Regions from separate parts of the Homo sapiens genome. Here region 2 is linked to region 1. Evidence: chromatin loops called from intact Hi-C (ENCODE). Cell type or tissue: Caco-2. All regions are shown on one strand. Links, peaks and the distances in the headings refer to the core of each region. The heading gives the core; the rest is flanking DNA.

Evidence for each region. Hi-C counts contacts between places; a loop is a spot of excess contacts. Peaks named below come from ENCODE experiments on the same cell type or tissue, not always from the same donor. Only the 100,000 strongest peaks of a DNase experiment are listed, where the experiment ranks them.
Region 2: a loop joins it to region 1, with 3 times the contacts of the local background. A loop is called at or near these places in 2 of 110 quality-filtered maps.

What each region holds. Positions count from the first base shown.
Region 1 is chr7:99,833,508-99,841,844 of GRCh38, reverse strand. CYP3A43 (cytochrome P450 family 3 subfamily A member 43) reads right to left here. Exons shown (of 13, transcript NM_057095.3): 2 at 5,299-5,392; 3 at 2,673-2,725. Among named protein-coding and RNA genes, the nearest start is that of CYP3A43, 9.7 kb to the right of the region's middle. In Caco-2, for the core only: a CTCF peak has its summit at 3,671; a DNase peak (open chromatin) is centred at 2,024.
Region 2 is chr7:99,688,701-99,697,037 of GRCh38, reverse strand. It overlaps CYP3A7-CYP3A51P (CYP3A7-CYP3A51P readthrough), which reads left to right. Exons shown (of 15, transcript NM_001256497.3): 14 at 1,192-1,292. It also overlaps a transcript of ZSCAN25 not described here and the pseudogene CYP3A51P. Among named protein-coding and RNA genes, the nearest start is that of CYP3A5, 13 kb to the right of the region's middle. In Caco-2, for the core only: no CTCF peak of the experiment used is centred there; DNase peaks (open chromatin) are centred at 2,247 and 3,427; H3K4me3 peaks cover 210 bases.

The DNA.
Region 1 (8,337 bases), core at 197-8,196:
CTGGTAAGGCCACATTAAAATGTGTCAAAGTTGGGAGGCTGAGGTGGCAGGATCACTGGGAGGCAGAGGCTACAGTGAGCCAAGATGGTGCCACTGCACCAACCTGGGTAACAGAGTGAGACTCCATCTCAATTAAAAAAAATGTGTAGGCCGGGTGCAGTGGCTCATGCCTGTAATACCAGCACTTTGGGAGGCCAAGGCGGGCAGATCACCTGAGGTCAGGAGTTTGAGACCAGCTGGCAAACATGGGGAAACCCTGTCTCTACTAAAAATACAAAAATTAGCTGGGCATGGTAGTGAGTGCCTATAATCCCAGCTACTCAGGAGGCTGAGGCAGGGGAATTGCTTGACCCTGGGAGGTGGAAGTTTTAGTAAGCCGAGATCACCCCATTGCACTCCAGCCTGGGTGACAAGAGCAAGACTCCATCTCAAAAAAAGAAAAGTGTCAAAGAAATATATTTTGAGTTGCATATTGATTTCTCTTAACTGGCTGGGGTTTCTAGAGGGGAAAATTGACATTTTGTAGCTGTGGGCATTCCAGTAAACATTAGAGGGGGCCACGAATTGGTAAAACTTAGTGGAAGGTAGATTGAAACTCAAAACAGAAAGTTATCACACAATTTACATAGGGTCAAGATCTCCAAGCATAAGGGGAAGTTATAGCTAGCTGACAATAAACCTTGACCCTCAGCTACCAAATTCCAAAATGAAAAGCCACATCGGCTCCTTATGTGGAGACGGATCTCAAGCTAAAAACTGTTCATCATTATGGAAGCAGAAAACTCACCTTCCTTGTTGGAAGTAAGTAAAAACTCCCAGAAAGGAGCTCTATGGCAGAAGAAAATTCAGGTCTCAAGCAACATTTTATGGGAGATCAAGGATCTCTAGAAGGAGAAGCTCCCAGACCTCAGCACATGAGCCAATTGGTTAGAGTGATAAAAAGCTCTAGCTGGTTCTATCACACTGATGGGAAAATTTCTGCAGGCTGAGGGCCAAACTGCCCTCAGTGAATCCCATTGTGGTTACCAAGGTGTTAACCAAAAAGTGACTGAGGCAGGTGTCTTGATTGATAGAGGTTTATTGAGTCAAAGCTTGAGGGGACACCTGGAAACACATGAGCCACAGGGGTAGCTGCGACCTGTGTTTTTCCAAAGAGGGTTTTGGGAACTTCCGAATTTAAAGAGGAAAGAACCAGCAGGAAGGAAAAAAGGGGGGAAAGAGTAGGCAGTGTGGCAAATGATTACATTTGTGTAAGGCACCAATTAGCTCTCATCGAACCTGCACTTTACATGTGAAAAGACAGAGTAGAGGAAAAAATCAATTATGCATTCATGTTGTACTCAGAAAATCTACATTTTACATGAGATATACATGTGAAAAGAAAGAGTAGAGGAAAAGTCAGTTACATATTCATCTCAAGGTAGGTGGAGGGATGATTTCTGGTCTTGTCCTTATTCTGTACCTGTGATAAGCTGGTAATTTACATGATCAAGGTGTGAGTCAACAGAACTCAATGACAGGGCTGGTTTATAGGGCAGATGTATAGAATTCCATGTGAGCAACTTGTGAGGGAAACCATCCAGAAAGATATGTAGCCTTCTATTGATATAGGAGCCAGAAAAAAATTATTTAGGCAGATAGTGAGGGCAAAGGGGTCCTCAGCAAAGCTTCCCTTTTAACAAAAAGCAGCCCCCCAAATCATTTCTTTTCTAACAAAGAGCAGCCTGAAAAAATCAAGCTGCAGACATCGATAAGCAAGCTGGAAGCTTGCACGGGTAAATGCTGGCAGCTGTGCCAATAGAAAAGGGCTACCTTGGAAGCTGGTTATGTTCAACATGGAGGCCCCATCTTCCCTTATCTTTGTCACCCCATTTACAGTAAAAAAAGCAGGCAACATGGTGCCAGCCAGGAAGAGAACCATCTGCATAATAAAAGATTAGGGTGGGGCAGCCAACTTCTTCACATGTTATGCAAACAGTACACCTAGTCCTAACCAGTTTTTTATGTGCTATGCAAATGACACACCTGGTCCAACCAATCTTTCATGCCCTATGTAAATCAGACACTGCCTCCTCAAGCTCATCTATAAAACCTCCTGCACTTTACCGCAGGTCAGAAGACCCACTGGGGGCCCCCTCTCTCGGCAGGAGAGAGCTTTTCTCTTTCTTTCACCTATCCAACCTCTGCTCTTAACCTTATTCTTTGTGCGTCCACTATAGGGAGACCCCCTATATCTGTGGGACAACAAACCTCGGGTATTACCCCAGACGAGTGATGCCACATTGCTATTGTTGTGGGAATGTGGCTTATGTATGAAGCTATTACCCAGGGTTGTGAAATTACAGCTATCTGTCTGGGGAAAAAAGGAAGGCAGTAAGGTATGACTTAATTCTCAAGCTCGATTTTCCCTTTGTCATAGTGAGTTTAGGGTCTCAAAGATTTTATTTTTGTTCACATACTGAATATGCATGGAGTTTCCTATGACACGCATATTCCCCTTGCAATGCTCAATTCCCAGATCATCTTTTTCTTTTAGATAGCCTCTCTCTGTTTGTTACTTAGGTTGACAATAGCATTATCCAAACAAAATCTGGGCTGAGATTGTTCTCTCTGCAGTAAAATAACTCAGCATAGCAACAGCTCTATCCAATGCAAGTTTCCAGAATACTCACCCCCACATTTCTCCGTATTTTTCATTACATTCTCTGTCAAAATTCCAAAGACCCTGGCAGAAGAAACAAAATACAATTCAAGTATTATTTCGAATGTACTGAACGCTACATTTAACCAGGGCAAAAAAGTCAAATCCAATGACTTGCTACCATTAGGCTTGCTACCATTTACTGGCAGTTAGAGGGAATCTTTTTTTTTTCCTTTTTTTCTGCTGCCCAGGCTGGAGTGCAATGGTGCGATCTTGGCTCATTGCAACCTCTGCCTTCTGGGTTCAAGCTCTTCTCCTGCCTCAGCCTCCCAAGTAGCTGGGATTATGGGGGCCCGCCACCACACCCAGCTAATTTTTGTATATTTAGTAGAAATAGGGTTTCACCATGTTGGCAAAGCTGGTCTCGAACTCCTGACCTTAGGTGATCCTCCTGCTTCAGCCTCCCAAAGTGCTGGGATTACAGGCGTGAGCCACCACGCCCAGCTGGGAATCTTATTCAGAGACCTCTTAAGGAAAAGGAGAGAAAATACAGAAGATATTTGAAATGGAGAATTTAAAGTCACTTTTAAATTTTCTCTAACTAGTGTAGATATTGAATGACTTACTTCTGTCTATGAACACTAAGCAACTCATTGTCTTTCTGATGTGTTTTCATTTCTGCATATGTTGTCTCTGCAATCTCATAAACCCCTGAATTATCACCACCATGGGAACATGAAGAAACCGAGGCTGACGGAAAGTGAGTGAGTGTCTCAAGGGAATGTGCAATCTTTTATCTCCTTGTTCAGCATCCTTTTCATTTATCTCATGTATTCTCTCTAGAATTCTAGCTGAATTAGAAAGTCAAAAACATCAGGGACCACTTTTAGTCTAGCAGATTTAAATAAAAGTCCAAGGCATTTTGTTGAGCGAGAAAATGAGTGAGTGGGCAAATGACAGAGTGGACTCACTTTCCAGTTTTCCAGCTTAACACATAATAAGTGTGGGAAATGCCACCTCTAGATGTCAGACACAGCACATTACAATACTCACTCAGAGTTTTCACTTCTGACACTTAAAAACAAACTTTCCTGCTTCCTTGTTTCAGTTTTGATGTTCTAACTAGGCAACATATAGCCCAGGACATGTGGATTTACTAAAGGATCGATCTGGGAAATATGAAGAGAAAATTATTGCTTTTTCGGGGGGTAAAAAAGGATGAAATTCTTAAGTGGTAATTTTGCAATGAAGGCCTCAGTTGGGAGAATTAGAATCTGAAAAACAAGCCTCAGGTCTGTAAGACAGAAAACCTGAGTCAGAGAGCAACCTGTACACAGGCTTTCTTACTGGCCATGTGGACACGCACTTGTGACTTTCCATCATGGCCCCAGGCCCTTGGTGGAGCATCAGACCAGGGTAGCCACAAGGCTCAGTCAAAATTCGAAGACTATGAGACACATATTACCTCCTGTTTAGATAATTAAATTTTGAATAAGTTTGTCAAATTATCCCCTTTCTAGTTATTTTGTTAAGTAATTTTGCCTTTCTTTTAAAAAAAAACAGAACTCATTTTGTGGTTAAATATCTGAAGTTGATGGACAGCCTCCATATTGTCTTCATTATAAGCACTCCCTGCTCAGGCTCACTCATAGGGTGCTGCCTTTGAAGAAAAGCAGCAGGAAAGCAGAACCTTCTTGTTCTTCCTCTCAAATCTGTAAAATACATCCTGGGGAGAAGAAGCTGGAGCACAACTGTGGAACTACCTGCAGGGAATTTAACAGTTCTTGAGAGAATTCAAGTATGTGCAAATTATCCAGCGGTAAATAGCTGCCTAGTGAACTGAATTTTCTTTTTCTTTTTTTCTTTTCTTTTTTTTTTTTTTTTTGAGACACAGTCTCGCTCTTTCACCCAAGCCAGAGTGCAGTGGCGCTATCTCGGCTCACTGCAAGCTCCGCCTCCCGGGTTCACGCCATTCTCCTGCCTCAGCCTCCCGAGTAGCTGGGACTACAGGCGCCCGCCACTGCGCCCGGCTAATTTTTTTTTTTTTTTTTTTTGTATTTTTAGTAGAGACAGGGTTTCACCGTGTTAGCCAGGATGGTCTCGATCTCCTGACCTCGTGATCCGCCCGTCTCGGCCTCCCAAAGTGCTGGGATTACAGGCGTGAGCCACCGCGCCCAGCCAATGAACTGAATTTTCAAAGCTCTACAGGAGGAAGGAAACAAAAGCTTACTAAAGCTCTTGGTGAAAACAGGAAAGTTTGAATGTGGTACATGATGCTAATGAGCGCTACTGGGGCTCCCATTTCCCCATTTCTGCTTTTCTCTTAATACTAAGGACAACTGTAGCTTCTCAAAAATCTGCACAGGGCAAAAGGAAAGTCCTCTTTATGGTTCGCAAAGTCTGAACATCAAGTCCTGAACATCGAGTGCTGATCCCCCAGATATCTGTGCCGTGCAACTGAGGCAAACCCAAACCCCCTGACCATTAAGATGAGAGTCCTGGTATAAACCTGGCCCTGCTCTGGGTGGAGCATACACACCATTTCTGAAAGTGTAAAACATTGGAAATTCCTCCTGAGGAGGAGCATTTTTACTGATAGGACTAAGCTTGGGTTTGCATCGATAAGAAGCAAAAGAGGGAGCTCAAATAACACTTACCCTAAGGTAGAACAAAATAGTTCCCAGAAAAGGCAGAGGGGTTGGCCCAGGAATTCCCAGCTTCTTAAAAAGTTTATGTGAATGGGTCCCATAACTATAAAATAAAAGAGAAAGCCAGGTTACAGAAATTGTAACTTTATAGATAAGGGGTTGGCCAGACATTACCTCAGGAACTGGAATGTTCAAGGGAGGGAGGTAACATGGAGGCAATAAATAACAACAGAAACTCTGATGGCAATAATTACATTTTATAGCAGGATTTTAAGGAATCAGAGAGACCAATGGGGTTCAGGAGGATATTTATTAATTATTTAGGTACACTGGGCCAGTCAGATTAACATCCAAAGGACTGAGCCTCACTTTCTTCCAAGCCTGACTTTTCGGGTGCTCCTGACTCTGCTTCCTGCCTTATTCTGACCAAAGACAGATATACTGGCACACATGGGGATGGACATTCCCTTTCCTCAGGTGGGGCCTGAATAATTGATTTCGGCTGATCTTTGGGGATTCCTGCAAGCTCTGCTCTAGTTACATCTCGGAAGCTGACTAGTCTATGCACAGCCGAAGCTAAGAGTACCATCTCTGGATAAGTAAATGTGGATACAATTTACAAGCCTAGTTATAATTCTGTCAGTACTGATTGTTCTGTTGTTACGTTATTACTGCAAATGCTGCAAATGTCTATGCCCAGAGGAAGGTTTGCCATTCCCACGTGTAGTGTAAGCATGTTTCTATTACATACGCTAATGTTGTTACCATTTCTGCCTACACTAAAAGGGGAGAAATCTCTAGAAGGATGCCCACACTGTGTACACACTACCTGGGTAAGGAATACCATAGTCAAAACTCTACTGTACCATAACTACTATGAATGTGCAGGAACCAAGTTAGAAACCTGCACATACAACCAGACCACCTATTCAGTCTGTGACCCAGGAAATAATCAGCTATATGTATGTTATGACCCTAAGCTCTCACCCTATGAATTCTGGCTTGAGGTACATGTTAAATCAGAGGGAGAAAAAGAAGGAGAGCTTATAGCTCAAACCAAAGAAGCCCTTCCCCTCTATAACAGGCCTATTTCCTTGTATTTTGATGCCTACCATACCGCATATGTTCATAATCCTAAAAAACCAGAAGCAGTCTGCAATGGTTTGACACGAGAGGCTTATCAGCAGCAGTCCTAAACATCTGTACAGAGAATGACAAATCGGATGCCCAGACTGTAACATTAAGTGGTCTACACTGACACAACACCAACACCTATATTCAGGGAAGACTGTTCTGCTAAGTAGTATGTCAACCAAACCAGATCGTAAGACAAAGACATGCAATCCTTTAAATTTTACTATCTTAAAGCCAGAGCTACCTTTTTGGTCTACAGGACAGACAGCACTATTAAGAGTTGATAGGCAAGGAGCAGGCCTTAGAATTCCACTACTGATTGTCAAAAAGACTAGAAGAACTCAGATGTGTCCAACCCCACAATTCTGGGTTCATAAGTCATTCTATAAGCATTTTGATCAGCCGGTGCCCGAGCTTCCCCCATCAACCAAAAACTTATTTGCTCAACTAGCTGAAAACATAGCTGGCAGCTTAGGAATTTCCTCATGCTATGTATGTGGAGGAACTAATATGGGGGACCAGTGGCCATGGGAGGCAAAGGAATTAATGCCACAAAATAACTTCACTTCGCTTAACCCTACCAGTGAACCAACAGCCTCAACCAGTGTTTGGTTGTTAAAAACCTCCATAATTGGAAAGTACTGTATTGCCCAATGAGGAAAGGCTTTCACAGGGGCAGTAGGAGAAACAATCTGCCTAGGGCAACAGTATTATGATGAGACTAAAAACAAAACTCTATTGAAGAAATGCCCAGAACAACTCCTACTTACAAGATCAAAACCCTTTCCCTCCACTGTCTATTCTAAGCCGCACTTGGCATCGGCTAGAGGCTCCAAATGCTTAGAAAGCACCCTCTGGCCTATATTGGACCTGTGGAGCACAGGCATATCAGCTGCTGACTAAATGGACAGGGGAATGTGTGTTAGAAACAATCAAGCCATCCTTCTTTCTAATTCCTCTAAAGCCAGGGGAACTCTTAGGATATCCAGTTTATGATGAAAATAAAAGAACTAGAAGAGGCATAATCACAAAAATAAACACAAATATCAAAAAAGATGTGGACATAGGAGACTGGAAAGATAACAAATGGCCTCCTGAAAGAATCATTAAATACTATAGGCCAGCTACCTAGGTGCAAGAAAGGTCATGGGGGTACCGTACCCCCATCTATATGCTCAACTGCATCATAAGGTTGCGGGCAGTCCTTGAAATTATAACCAATAAAACATCAAGGGCACTAGATTTATTGGCAATACAAGCAACACAAATGAGAAATGCTATATATCAAAATAGGCTGGCTTTAGATTTCCTCTTAGCCTCAGAAGGAAGAGTATGTGAAAAATTTAATTTAACCAATTGTTGCTTAGAAATCGATGATAATGGCCTAGCTGTCATGAAAATCACAGCTAGAATGTGCAAGATGGCACATGTTCTAGTTCAGACTTGGTCCAGGTGGTCCCTGGATTCCTTATTTGGAGGATGGTTGTCAGCCTTTGGAGAATTCAAAACCCTCATTAGTGAGTTCTTGCTTATTTTTGGCATTTGCCTCATCCTCCCTTGCCTTTTACCCCTGTTTATTAGGAGTATTCAGTCAACTATAGAGGCAATAGTAGCCTGACACGCTACCGCACAGTTGTGGCATTAACCAGATATCAGCTGCTGCCGGTAGAAGAAAAAGCTCAGCTCCGCGAGGAGGTGGCAAATAGTGGTGCTTTCTATTAACACTTCTGTTGTAAAAAGCACCAAAGGGGACAATGGAACAGGAATTAAAAGAAATTAAAGAGTGCGTAAGCAGAAACTGAGTTGTATATGAAAAAAACCCAACTTCCCCTGAAAAAGAGAAAGAGCTGGAGTCTTTTAAAAACTAACTGCCTGTTTTTCTGAGGCTAGTGAGCCTTATCTCTCCTCCCTTCC
Region 2 (8,337 bases), core at 226-8,225, 140 kb after region 1:
CAGGCCCTACAGGAAGCATAGCGACTTCTGCCTCTAGGGAGCCCTCAGGAAATGTTCAATCATGGCAGAGGGTGAAGGAGAAGTAGGCAGATATTACATGGCTGGAGCAGAAGCAAGAGAGGGTGGGGAGGAGGTGCCACACACTTATAAGCCACCACATCTCATAAAAACTCATTGTCACGAGGAAACACCCAAAGGGGGTTGGTGTGAAACCAGGAGAAACTGCCCCTAAGATACAATCGCCTTCCATCAGGCCCCACCACCAGCATTGGGGATTACATTTCCACATGAGATTTGCGTAGGGGCAGATTCAGACCATATCACTGGCAGTGTGCTTATTATCAGGTGAATACCACCAGTTGGAAGGCTAGATTCCACAAGAGGAGGAATGTCCTGGAAATTGGTTTTTTAAGTTGTGGATCTTCTGCACACTGTCATTCAGGGAAATATGAGTTAATCATCCTCCCCAATAGCGCAAATCAACCAGATCATCTGGCCACAGAGACTGAGGTGTAGCTGAAAGGTGCTTGCATTTCTACGAGGCCAATGGAAGCCTTCAGCACAGTTGTCAATCTGTAGAAATAAGGACTCTGTGACTCCTCTGACACCCCTCTATGAATGACAGTTTAAGAAGGGCCAGATCCTAAAATAGGGTCAGAGCTTAGAGGGAAAGGAAAGTATAAAAGACTCTTCACAAATTCTAAAGACATGGTCACCATAGGCTCTCAGTGACCCTCTGTGACTGAGTGGATGCAGTGATGCAAAATCTCATCATCACTGCAGAAGAGAAAAAAAAAAAAAGTCACCCTTTCTGCCTAGGATGAGAATCCCCAAATCAGGGAAGAGTCCACTTACTAAATAGACATAAGGAAATGAAGTGCCCTGGAAGAATTCCTTCCTGAACCTCTGAGGAGCACTCACGTTTGAGGACATTTATCAAGTATTCATTCCAGGATTGGGACCATAAAGACTTCTGCTGCTTTCGACTAATCATTGTGACTTTTTGGTGTCTCATGGTGGAGACGGGAAAGGACTTGATGTACAAATATAATCATTGCTGTCAGAGTTACTGTTATCATTTATTGCCTTAATGTTACCTCCTTCTCTTGAGCATTCCAGTTCCTCAGTCAGTGACTTACCAGCCCCCATATCTATAAAGTCACAATCCCTGAGACCTGATTTCTGATTCAGTTTGTAGATATGGAGCCCATTCACATGGACTTTTTAAGAAGCTTGGCATTCCAGGGCCCACACCTCTGCTTTTTTTGGGAACTACTTTGTCCTACCATCAGGTGAGTGTTTTTGAGCTCACTCTTTGGCTTCTTATGATTGGAGAGAGCAGCTTAGTTCCATCAGTAAAACTGCTTCTCCTCAGGAGGAAGGTCTGAGGTTTTACACTTTCAGAAACAGTGTATAGGCATCATCCAGAGCATGGCAAGGTTTACCCCGGGACTCTCTTGCTAACTCTCAGGAACCTCAGGTTTGCCTCAGTTGAACAGTCCAAATCTCAGGTATATCGGCAACCTGATGTTCAGAACTTGATGTGCAGACTTTGTGAGCACCATAAAGAACATTTTTCTTTTGCCCCATGTAGGTTCCCAGGAAGGTACAGTCATATTTAGTTAGTATTAAGAGTAGGAAAAGGAGCCCCCATTTGTGGCTTGCTATCTGTGTACATGAGAGTCAAACTTTCCTCTCTATAGCAAGAGCTCAGGAGTAGCCTTTTTCCCCTACCTCCTGGACAGCTTTGAAACTCACTTTATTAGGGAGCTCAAGTATTTACCATTGGGTCATTCGCACTTGCTTGAATCCTCTCCAAAAAATGCTAAATCCCCTGAAGGTATTTCCATGGCTCTACCCCAGCTCTTACTCCCCATGACATCTTTTGCAGCTTTGGGAGTCAGAGCAAAGGTGTTCTGCTTTACTTCTTTTATTTCAAAGGCTGCACCTTATGGGTGAGTCTGAGCAGGGAGTGGATATAACTGAGATGAGATAGTGGTTATCTATCAAACTCAGATATTTAAGCATAAAATGAATTTGTGGTTTTTTTTTTAAACAAAGGCAGAATCATATGCAAAATCACTAGAAAGGTGATAATTTGATGAAATTATTAAATATTTAATTTTGCTGAATAAAATGTCATATGTGCCACATGGACTGTGAACTTTGGTCGAGCCTTTGTGCCTAACCTGGTCTGATGCTCTGTCTAGGGCCTGGCCTCTGGATGGAAAATTATGAGCTTATCTCCACAGGGCCAGCAGCAGCAGTAGTCAGCTCTGTGGCTTAGATCATCTTTCCCGCATACCTGAGGCTTGTTTCCCTGATTCCAATTCTTCCAAGTGAGGGTTTTGTTGTCTAATTACTGCCCAGGAATTTCATATTTTTCCCTTTGCAAAAGCAATAATTTCCCCGCCACCTTTTCTAGGTCAGTTCTTTAGTAGATGTACCCCCCAAGATAAACATTCCTGGGATCTTTGTTTGCACAGGTAAAACATCAACCCTGAAATGTAGAAAACAGGAAAGTTTGTTTTTCAGTTTCAGTGAAAACGCTGAGCAAGTGTTGTAATTTGCTGTGTCCAATGTGTAGAGGGGACATTTTCTCAGAACTTCCATGTTAAGCTGGAAAACTGGAAAGTGAGTCCACTTTGTCATTCTGTCACTCACTCCTTTTCTCACTCAACAACATGCCTCAGACTTATCTAAATCTGCTAGACTAAAAGAGGTCCCTGATGTCTGTAACTTCCTAATTCTGCTAGAATTCTAGAGCGAGCTGATGAAATAAATGAAAAGGATGATGAACAGAGATAAAAGACTGTGCATTCCCTTCTGACACTCACTCTCTTTCCCTCAGCCTCAGTTTCCCCATGTGCCCCTGGAGGTGATCATTCAAGGATTTATGAGATTTTAGAGACAATACATGAAAAAGCAAAAAGGCATCAGAAAGACAAGGAGTTACCTAGTTTACACACAATGATAAGTCATTCAGTATCTACAGCACTTTGAGAAAATTCAAGAGTGATTTTAAATTTCCCATTTCAAATACCTCCTCTGTTTTCTCTCCTTTCCCTTATGATGTCTCCAAATAAGATTCCTCTAACTGCCAGCAAGTCTGATTTCATTGGATTCAACTGTTTTCAGCCCCAATTAGACGCAGGGTTAAGTATATTTGAAATATTAATCAAGGGAAGCATTTCCAAGATGGCCGAATAGGAACAGCTCTAGTCTGCAGCTCCCAGCAAGATTGAGGCAGAAGATAGGTGACTTCTGCATTTCCAACTGAGTCTTAGCAACAGGCAGACCAGGAGATACCCTCCCGTGCCTCGATCGGCAGGTGCCACACCCACGGAGACTTGCTCACTGCTAGTGCAGCAGTCTGAGATCCACCTGATATGCTGCAGCTTGATAGAGGAGGGGTATCAGCCATTGCTGAGGCTTGAGTAGCTTACTGTGTAAACAAAGAGGCCTGGAAGCACGAAGTGGGTGGAGCCCACCGCAGCTCAGCAAGGCCTACTGCCTCTGTAGATTCCACTTCTGGGGGCAGGGCAGAGTAGAACAAAACACAGGAGACAGACAGCCTCTGCAGACTTAAACGTCCCTGTCTGACAGCTCTGAAGAGAGCAGTGGTTCTCTCAGCACGGTATTCGAGCTCTGAGAACGGATAGACTGCCTCCTCAAATGTGTTCCTGACCCCCCTGTAGCCTGACTGGGAACCACTTTCCAGTAGAGGCCGACAGACACTTCAAACATGCGGGTGCCCCTCTGGGATGAAGCTTCCAGAGGAAGGATGAGGCAGAAATATTTGCTGTTCTGCAGCCTCTGCAGGTAATACCCAGGCAAACAGGGTCTGAAGAGGACCTCCAGCAAACTCCAAAAGACCTGCAGCTGAGGAGTCTGACTGTTAGAAGAAAAACTAACAGACAGAAATAGCATCAACATCAACAAAAAGGACATCCACACCAAAACCCCATTTGTAGGTCACCAACATCAGAGACCAAAGATAGATAAAACCATAAAGATGGGAAGAAACCAGAGCAAAACAGCTGAAAATTCCAAAAAACAGAGCATCTCTTCTCCTCCGAAAGATCACAGCTCCTCACCAGCAAGGGAACAAAACTGGACAGAGAATGAGTTTGATGAGTTGACAGAAGTAGTCTTCAGAAGGTCGGTATTAGCAAACTTATCCGAGCTAAAGGAGCATGTTCTAACCCATCACAAGATAGCTAACAACCTTGGAAAAAGGTTACATGAATGGCTAACTAAAATAAACAGTGTCAAGAAGACCTTAAATGACCTGACAGCTCAAAACCATGGTACAAGAACTTCGTGATGCATGCACAAGCTTCAATAGCCGATTCGATCAACTGTAAGAAAGGATATCAGTGATCAAAGATCAAACTAATGAAATAAAGCAAGAAGACAAGATTAGAGAAAAAAAAGTGAAAAGAAATGAACAAAGCCTCCAAGAAATATGGGACTATGTGAAAAGACCAAATCTACATTTGACAGGTGTATCAGAAAGGGACAGGGAGAATGGAACCAAGTCAGAAAACACTCTTCAGGATATTATCCAAGAGAACTTCCCCAAACTAGCAAAGCAGGCCAACATTCAAATTCAGGAAATACAGAGAACACCACAAAGATACTCCTCAAAAAGAGCAACCCCAAGACACATAATTATCAGATTCACCAAGGTTGAAATGAAGGAAAAAATGTTAAGGGCAGCCAGAGAGAAAGGTCGGCTTCCCCACAAAGGGAAGTCCACCAGACTAACAGCAGATCTCTCAGCAGAAACCCTACAAAACAGAAGAGATTGGGGGTCAATATTCAACATACTTAGGGAAAAGAATTTTCAACCCAAAATTTCTTATCCAGCCAAACTAAGCTTCATAAGTGAAGGAGAAATAAAATACTTTACAGACAAGCAAATGCTGAGAGATTTTGTCACCACCAGGCCTGCCTTACAAGAGCTCCTGAAGGAAGCACTAAACATGGAAAGAAAGAACTGCTACCAGACACTGCAAAAACATGCCAAATGGTAAAGACCATCGATGCTATGAAGAAACTGCATCAATTAATGGGCAAAATAACCAGCTAACATCATAATTGCAGGATCAAATTCACACATATCAATATTAACCTTAAATGTAAATGGGCTAAATGCCCCAATTAAAAGACACAGACTGATGAACTGGATAAAGAGTGAAGACCCATTGGTGTGCTGTGTTCAGGAGACCCACCTCACATGCAAAGACACACATAGGCTCAAAATAAGAGGATGGAGGAAGATCTACTAAGCAAACAGAAAGCAAAAAAAAGCAGGGGTTGCAATCCTATTCTCTGATAAAATAGACTTTAAACCAACAAAGATCAAAAAAGACAAAGAAGGCCACTACATAATGATAAAGGGATCAATTCAACAAGAAGAGCTAACTATCCTAAATATATATGCACCCAATACAGGAGCACCCAGATTCATAAAGCAGTCCTTAGAGACCTATAAAGAGACTTAGACTCCACACAATAATAATGAGAGGCTTTAACACCCCATTGTCAATATTAGACAGATCAATGAGACAGAAGGTTTATTTTATTTTATTATTATTTAAGTTTTAGGGTACATGTGCACAATGTGCAGGTTTGTTACATATGTATACATGTGCCATGTTGGTGTGCCACACCCATTAACTCGTCATTTAGCATTAGGTATATCTCCTAATGCTATCCCTACCCCCTCCCCCTACCCCACAACAGTCCCCGGAGTGTGATGTTCCCCTTCCTGTGTCCATGTGTTCTCATTGTTCAATTCCAACCTTTGAGTGAGTACATGCGGTGTTTGGTTTTTTGTCCTTGCGATAGTTTGCTGAGAATGATGGTTTCCACCTTCATCCATGTCCCTACAAAGGACATGAACTCTTCATTTTTTATGGCTGCATAGTATTCCATGGTGTATATGTGCCACATTTTCTTAATCCAGTCTATCGTTGTTGGACATTTGGGTTGGTTCCAAGTCTTTGCTATTGTGAATAGTGCCACAATAAACATAAGTGTGCATGTGTCTTTATAGCAGCATGATTTATAATCCTTTGGGTATATACCCAGTAATGTGATGGCTGGGTCAAATGGTATTCCTAGTTCTAGATCCCTGAGGAATCGCCACACTGACTTCCACAATGGTTGAACTAGTTTACAGTCACACCAACAGTGTAAAAGTGTTCCTATTTCTCCACATCCTCTCCAGCACCTGTTGTTTTCTGACTTTTTAATGATCACCATTCTAACTGGTGTGAGATGGTATCTCATTGTGGTTTTGATTTGCATTTCTCTGATGGCCAGTGATGATGAGCATTTTTTCATGTGTCTGTTGGGTGCATAAATGTCTTCTTTTGAGAAGTGTCTGTTCATATCCTTCACCCACTTGTTGATGGGGTTGTTTTTTTCTTGTAAATTTGTTTGAGATCATTGTAGATTCTGGATATTAGCCCTTTGTCAGATGAGTAGGTTGCAAAAATTTTCTCCCATTCTGTAGGTTGCCTGTTCACTCTGATGGTAGTTTCTTTTGCTGTGCAGAAGCTCTTTAGTTTCATTAGATCCCATTTGTCAATTTTGGCTTTTGTTGCCATTGCTTTTGGTGTTTTAGACATGAAGTCCTTGCCCATGCCTCTGTACTGAATGGTATTGCCTAGGTTTTCTTCTAAGGTTTTTATGGTTTTAGGTCTAACATGTAAGTCTTTAATCCATCTTGAATTAATTTTTGTATAAGTTGTAAGGAAGGGATCCAGTTTCAGCTTTCTACATATGGCTAGCCAGTTTTCCCAGCACCATTTATTAAATAGGGAATCCTTTCCCCATTGCTTTTGTCAGGTTTGTCAAAGATCAGATGGTTGTAGATATGTGGCATTCTTTCTCAGGGCTCTGTTCTGCTCCATTGGCCAATATCTCTGTTTTGGTACCAGTACCATGCTGTTTTGGTTACTGTAGCCTTGTAGTATAGTTTGAAGTCAGGTAGCGTGATGCCTGCGGCTTTGTTCTTTTGGCTTAGGATTGACTTGGCAATGCGGGCTCTTTTCTGGTTCCATATGAACTTTAAAGTAGTTTTTTCCAATTCTGTGAAGAAAGTCATTGGTAGCTTTATGGGGATGGCATTGAATCTATAAATTACCTTGGGCAGTATGGCCATTTTCACAATATTGATTCTTCCTACCCATGAGCACGGAATGATCTTCCATTTGTTTGTATCCTCTTTTATTTCATTGAGCAGTGGTTTGTAATTCTCCTTGAAGAGGTCCTTCACATCCCTTGTAAGGTGGATTCCTAGGTATTTTATTCTCTTTGAAGCAATTGTGAATGGGAGTTCACTCATGATTTGGCTGTTTGTCTGTTATTGGTGTATAAGAATGCTTGTGATTTTTGTACATTGATTTTGTATCCTGAGACTTTGCTGAAGTTGCTTATCAGCTTAAGGAGATTTTGGGCTGAGACGATGGGTCCTGGACTTTTTTGGTTGGTAAGCTATTGATTATTGCCACAATTTCAGAGCCTGTTATTGGTCTATTCAGAGATTCAACTTCTTCCTGGTTTAGTCTTGGGAGGGTGTATGTGTCGAGGAATTTATCCATTTCTTCTAGATTTTCTAGTTTATTTGCATATAGGTGTTTGTAGTATTCTCTGATGGTAGTTTGTATTTCTGTGGGATGGGTGGTGATATCCCCTTTGTCATTTTTTATTGCATCTATTTGATTCTTCTCTCTTTTCTTCTTTATTAGTCTTGCTAGCGTTCTATCAATTTTGTTGATCTTTTCAAAAAACCAGCTCCTGGATTCATTAATTTTTTGAAGGGTTTTTGTGTCTCTATTTCCTTCAGTTCTGCTCTGATTTTAGTTATTTCTTGCCTTCTGCTAGCTTCTGAATGTGTTTGCTCTTGCTTTTCTAGTTCTTTTAATTGTGATGTTAGAGTGTCAATTTTGGATCTTTCCTGCTTTCTCTTGTGGGCATTTAGTGCTATAAATTTCCCTCTACATACTGCTTTGAATGTGTCCCAGAGATTCTGGTATGTTGTGTCTTTGTTCTTGTTGGTTTCAAAGAACATCTTTATTTCTGCCTTCATTTTGTTATGTAGCCAGTGGTCATTCCAGAGCAGGTTGTTCAGTTTCCATGTAGTTGAGCAGTTTTGAGTGAGCTTCTTAATCCTGAGTTCTAGTTTGATTGCACTGTGGTCTGAGAGACAGTTTGTTATAATTTCTGTTCTTTTACATTTGCTGAGGAGTGCTTTACTTCCAACTATGTGGTCAATTTTGGAATAGGTGTGGTGCTGAAAAAAATGTATATTCTGTTGATTTG